Linked DNA regions of Homo sapiens: region 1 is linked to region 2. Evidence: read pairs that join two places in POLR2A ChIA-PET (ENCODE). Cell type or tissue: Panc1. All regions are shown on one strand.

Region 1 (2,500 bases), 76 kb before region 2:
AGTCCTTTCTCCAGGCCGGGCATGGTGGCTCATGCCTGTAATCCCAGCACTTTGGAAGACTGAGGTGGGTGGATCACTTGAGGTCAGGAGTTCAAGGCCAGACTAGCCAACATGGCAAAACTCCATCTCTTAAAAATACAAAAGTAGCTGTGTGTGGTGGCAGAAGCCTGCAATCCCAGTTACTCCGGAGGGTGAGGAGGTAGAATCGCTTGAACCCAGGACTCAGAGGTTGCCGTGAGCCAAGATTGGGCCATGGCACTCCAGCCTGGGCGCCAGAGTGAGACTCCATTTCAACAACCACAACAACGACAACAACAACAACAACAACAACAAAAGTCCTTTCTCCAGAGCAGGTGGTGTGGTGCTACTCAGTTATTTAGTTATTTTAGTTTCCTTTCTTTCTTTCCTTCTTTCTTTCTTTCTTTCTTTCTTTCTTTCTTTCTTTCTTTCTTTCTTTCTTTCTTTCTCTCTCTCTCTCTCTCTCTCTCTCTCTCTTTCTTTCTTTCTTTCTTTCTTTCTCTCTTTGTCTTTCTTTCTTTCTTGTTTTTGATGGAGTCTCATTCTGTCTCTGAGGCTGGAGTGCAGTGGCATGATGTTGCCTCACAGCAACCTCCACCTCCTGGGTTCCAGTGATTCTCCCGCCTCAGCCTCCCTAGTAGCTGGGATTACAGGCGCCCGCCACTATGCCGGGCTAAGTTTTGTACTTTTTAAATAGAGACGGGGTTTCACTATGTTGGCCAGGCTGGTCTCGAGCTCTTGACTTTAGGTGATCCACCCTCCCTGGCCTCCCAAAGTACTGAGATTACTGGCATGAGCCACCGCTCCCAACCCAGTTATTTCAGCTTCTATATCCCTCTGAGTGCAGGGATCCTGCCCCCAACACAAGGGGCCCTTTGCCTGATTTTGTCTTTCCATAAGGGGCAGATTGTTCTTTCTCAATTCTCAGGTGAGAATGGCCCAGTGGCATGGGGTGCCTTGTGGAAACCTCACAGCAGGAAAAGGTGAAGGCAGAGAAGGCCAGGACTGAGCCTCCTGTCTCCTGGTGCCCAGAGTTGGGGCTATTTCAATATAATCTGGAGGTCACAAGCATCAGATGCCCCCAGAGATGGCAGCAGGAAAGAGCACCCTCTCTAGTGGTGAAATCTTCCCCCCGAGTTTAAGAGCATCTAGCACTTGACTCTGTAGAAACACAAGCAAACAAACAGGCAAACGCTTCCAGAAGTGGTTGGCAGTGGTGTTGGCAACCAACATTGAACACCCACACCCCTGTGGCCTAGGATGTGAATGCTGGGGCCCTGCCATCTCCCCACTTTCAGAGCAGAAAACAGAGCTCCTTTTTCTGCCGTCATTCCTGAAGCATTACTGGACTAGCACCCCAGACTCATCATCTGCTGGGAGGGCACTGTGCTGTGAGCTGTTCTCCAGGCAGGCCTGTAGGAGGATCCAAGAGGGGTGTCATCGATGATACCAGCTCTGAGAAATATGGGGTCAAGGGAGGGTGGAGTCACCACTTTCCCCTGCTCCTTCCAGCACCAGCAAAGAGGAGGAGCCAGGTGGGAATGGAAGAGGGTCCCTGAGCTCCAAGTAGAAGAGGGTCCCTGCCTCCCCCACCATCCTTCCTCCAATGTCAGCTGGGACAGGGAGCCCCCATGACAGGGTCTTTTAGCCAGTGCTGGGGACTTAGATGTGGATTTTTGGCCATGGAAGAAGTCTGCAGCCTCCCTTAGGAAAGAGGGTGGCAGGGGCCCTAGTTGGGGACCACTACATAACTCCGCAGGTGGGCACACGGGTGGCGAGGCTCCCCATGCAGGTTACTGCCAGGAACATGTGGGACCTGCCAGGGCAGGGGAGTGTCTCCTCTCACCTCTCCATTTCTGTTGACCGCAGAATTATGGTGACTCAGAGGACTCTAGGAACCCCTGGGGAAACACCTTTGTAAGGGGTTACCATGCCAACCATGGACCAGAGGGAAGAACTGAGGCCCACAGGTGTGGGTAGAAGTCAATGATCATTTTCTCTAGTCTAGATCTTCCCAGAGCCTTGAGCAATGGAGACCATGTCTATCATTCATTGCTGGTAAAAAATCAACTTTGAATTAGACTTGGGATTCCCCTGACAGTACTGGGAAGTCGCTCACTGTTGGGGCATCACTTGAGGCCAGATCCCTGGCTGCTGCAGGCTGAGAGACTACCCAACAAGAGCCTCTATGTGGCCAGTGGGGAGAGGCTGCGCTTTGCACCTCTGGCGTCAGCTTCAAAAGGCTCAGGATAGGCCGGCGTGGTGGCTCATGCCTGTAATCCCAACACTTTGGGAGGCTGAGACATGTGGATCACCTGAAGTCAGGAGTTTGAGACCAGCGTGGCCAACATGGTGAAACTGATCTCTACTAAAAATAGAAAAATTAGCGGGGGTGGTGGCATTTGCCGATAATCCTAGTTACTGGAGCGGCTGAGGCACGAGAATTGCTTGAACCCGGGAGGCAGAGGTTGTCATGAGCCGA
Region 2 (2,500 bases):
TGGCAGCCAGGCTCTGTGCAAAAAGGTTGCTGTGATTGATTAGTGATGTCTGCCAGGGGCGCAAGGAGGAAGACCGTGGTGCCTCTGCCTGTGTTTGCCATCCCTGGCCTGGAGGGAAGGGAAAAGAAAGATGGGGGTGGGTGTGGATTCCTCTTTCCTGATCTTTGGGGTACTTGGTGTTGGGCTGGGAGAGGGAAGAAGAAAGGGCCCTGGGCCCGGCAGGGGTCTCCTAGCAGTTCCCTCCCACAGCCCTGGGGGCTCTAGCCCACTGGGCAGGCAGGGTGAACTGGGAGAGGAACATTGCATCTGGAGAGCTGCAGGTGCTAACGTGGAAGAGAAGACGTACAGGGAAGGTCACAGGGACAAGGAGATGGACAACTCCAATGGTGGGGGCAGGGCTAGAGCTCCTGGGGACTGCTTTTGGCTGGTGGTCCCAGCACAAGCTGGATTGGGGGAAGGGGCATCCACAAGGAGCCTTTGATGCCTGTGAGCATTGTGTGGTCTGGGCCCCACCTGGCCCCTCTCCCCTTCTGCCCAGCCCTCCAGAGCCTATTCCTGTGGAAGGGAAGGGGGATCACTTATTGCAAATGGCCCTGGGGGAATGACCACATCAGCAGGCAGTTGCAGTGAGACCCCTGCAGACCAGCTGCAGGCAGCCACTGCCAGACCCACATGGACAGACCTGGAGCCACCCCTGCACCACAGGGACCTGGACAGACCCCTAGAGACCCCCAAAGCCACACCTGAGGGTGGACCTCTCCCAGTGGGCCTTGACCCTTGCAGCAGCGCCCCTGCCCTGGTCAGCACGGGCGCTTCTCAGGCTTGCTCAACAGGTGGGGAGGGTGGCCAGGGAGAGGCCAGAGCCACTGGGCAGAGCTGGCCACGCCCTTGTGCCTGGCTCCCAGCTGCTCCTTACAGCACCCAGGGAGTCGTGTTTCCACGGGGATGACTCTGCTTATTCCTGCCAACCCTGCCCTCAGCTGCTCACTGGCCCCTGTCGTGAGCGTGGGCGTGCATGTGCACACACTTGCACACACAGGCACATGCACGCACACCCGGCCTGGAGCCACCCCACATGCAGACCTTCCCAGTTGCATCTCACAGCTCTGTCATATACCTTGCCACCTTCCTCCCCATCACCCACTCCACGTACACCCCCACATGCTGCTTGTCACTACACAGAAGGCGCCAACCAGCCAGATGGCCTTGAAGAGACCCCAGGGCTGCTGTGCACCCACCCAGTCTGCAGTCCCTGCTGTGATGATCCTCCTGTCCTGATACTGCTCACTCTTTTCATTACACGAGCCCAAGTAGGGCCACAAAAGCCCACAGACACATAGTCTGGCTCCCAACCCCAGCACTCGAGGAAATGACTCTCACCTGAGTCACCAGAGCTCCCCAGGGGACAGATCCAGTGTTTTCTTCCCCGCTGGCCCTCCTGAGCTTCCCACACCGCACACCGCCTTTCTTCTTGGGAGCAGGACATCACCTGTGCGTCCGGCCACTCTCCCCAGCTCTGCTCTGGGACCTGCCCCTTCCCTGCCCCTGGAAGATGCTTCTTCTCTGGGGCCTGCTCTGCAGCCTGTTTTCTTTGCACAGCGTACACCTCTCCCTTCAAAATGTTCACTTCCTCCTAATTTCCTCTTCTCCTACTCCTCCATTACCCCTGAGGTCTGGCTGTTTTGTAATGTGAGGGGAGGAATGTCCTCACTGGTTCCACTTGCTGAAGCTGGCTTTGGTTGGTGGCTGCCCGAAGCATCATGGTGGTAGATCTGGCCAGTTCCACACCCTACTGATGCTCCCTCTCCAGTGTCACTGCCCTCTCCACCCTCCACCCCTCACCTGTTCTGTTCAAATAACCTCCCCGCGTGGTGACATGCTCCTGTAGTCCCAGCTACGAAGGCAGGAGGATCCCTTAAGCTCAGGAGTTCGAGGCTGCAGTGAGCCATGATGGTGCCACTGTCCTCCAGCCTGGGTGACAGAGTGAGACCCTGTCTCAAAAACCAACCAAAGAAACACCTCCCACCAGGCTCTCCCCTAGACTGCCATAAATATTTGTAAAGTCACAAATTTCACCCCCTGCTTAAATCTTCAATGGCTTTCCACTGCTTAGGAGTACGTCCTAAGCCCTACCCAGGGCTCCCAAGGCCCTCCATGATCAGATCCCTGCCTCATTGCCTACCCTTCCCGCATCCTCTGGCCATGCTACCTCCATTTTCACAAATGGGCCAAGCTGTTTTCCACCCCCCTGCCCTAACCCCCATGCCTTTGCTTGTGGTTTGCTCTCCTCCCAGAGCACCCATCTTCTTTGTCTCCCTGGAGAGCTTCCATTCATCTTTCTAGACTCAACCCACACAAGAACCACCTCCTCCAGGAAGCCCTCCCTGGGTACCCTGGCTGGGTGGAACTCTCCCCTTGTTTGTGTCACCAGCTCAATAAAAGTTTATCAAATGAATAAGTGAGTGAATCACAGGGACACTCTACCTTAGCTCTTTTCTCC

The links. Peaks named below come from ENCODE experiments on the same cell type or tissue, not always from the same donor. Only the 100,000 strongest peaks of a DNase experiment are listed, where the experiment ranks them.
Region 1: POLR2A ChIA-PET joins it to region 2 with 8 read pairs; 3 of 35 experiments call an interaction of 5 or more read pairs at or near these places.

What each region holds. Positions count from the first base shown.
Region 1 is chr17:63,897,681-63,900,180 of GRCh38, forward strand. No RefSeq gene overlaps it. Among named protein-coding and RNA genes, the nearest start is that of CSH1, 2.4 kb to the left of the region's middle. In Panc1, no CTCF peak of the experiment used is centred here; no DNase peak of the experiment used is centred here.
Region 2 is chr17:63,973,409-63,975,908 of GRCh38, forward strand. No RefSeq gene overlaps it. Among named protein-coding and RNA genes, the nearest start is that of SCN4A, 1.7 kb to the left of the region's middle. In Panc1, no CTCF peak of the experiment used is centred here; DNase peaks (open chromatin) are centred at 1,163 and 1,439.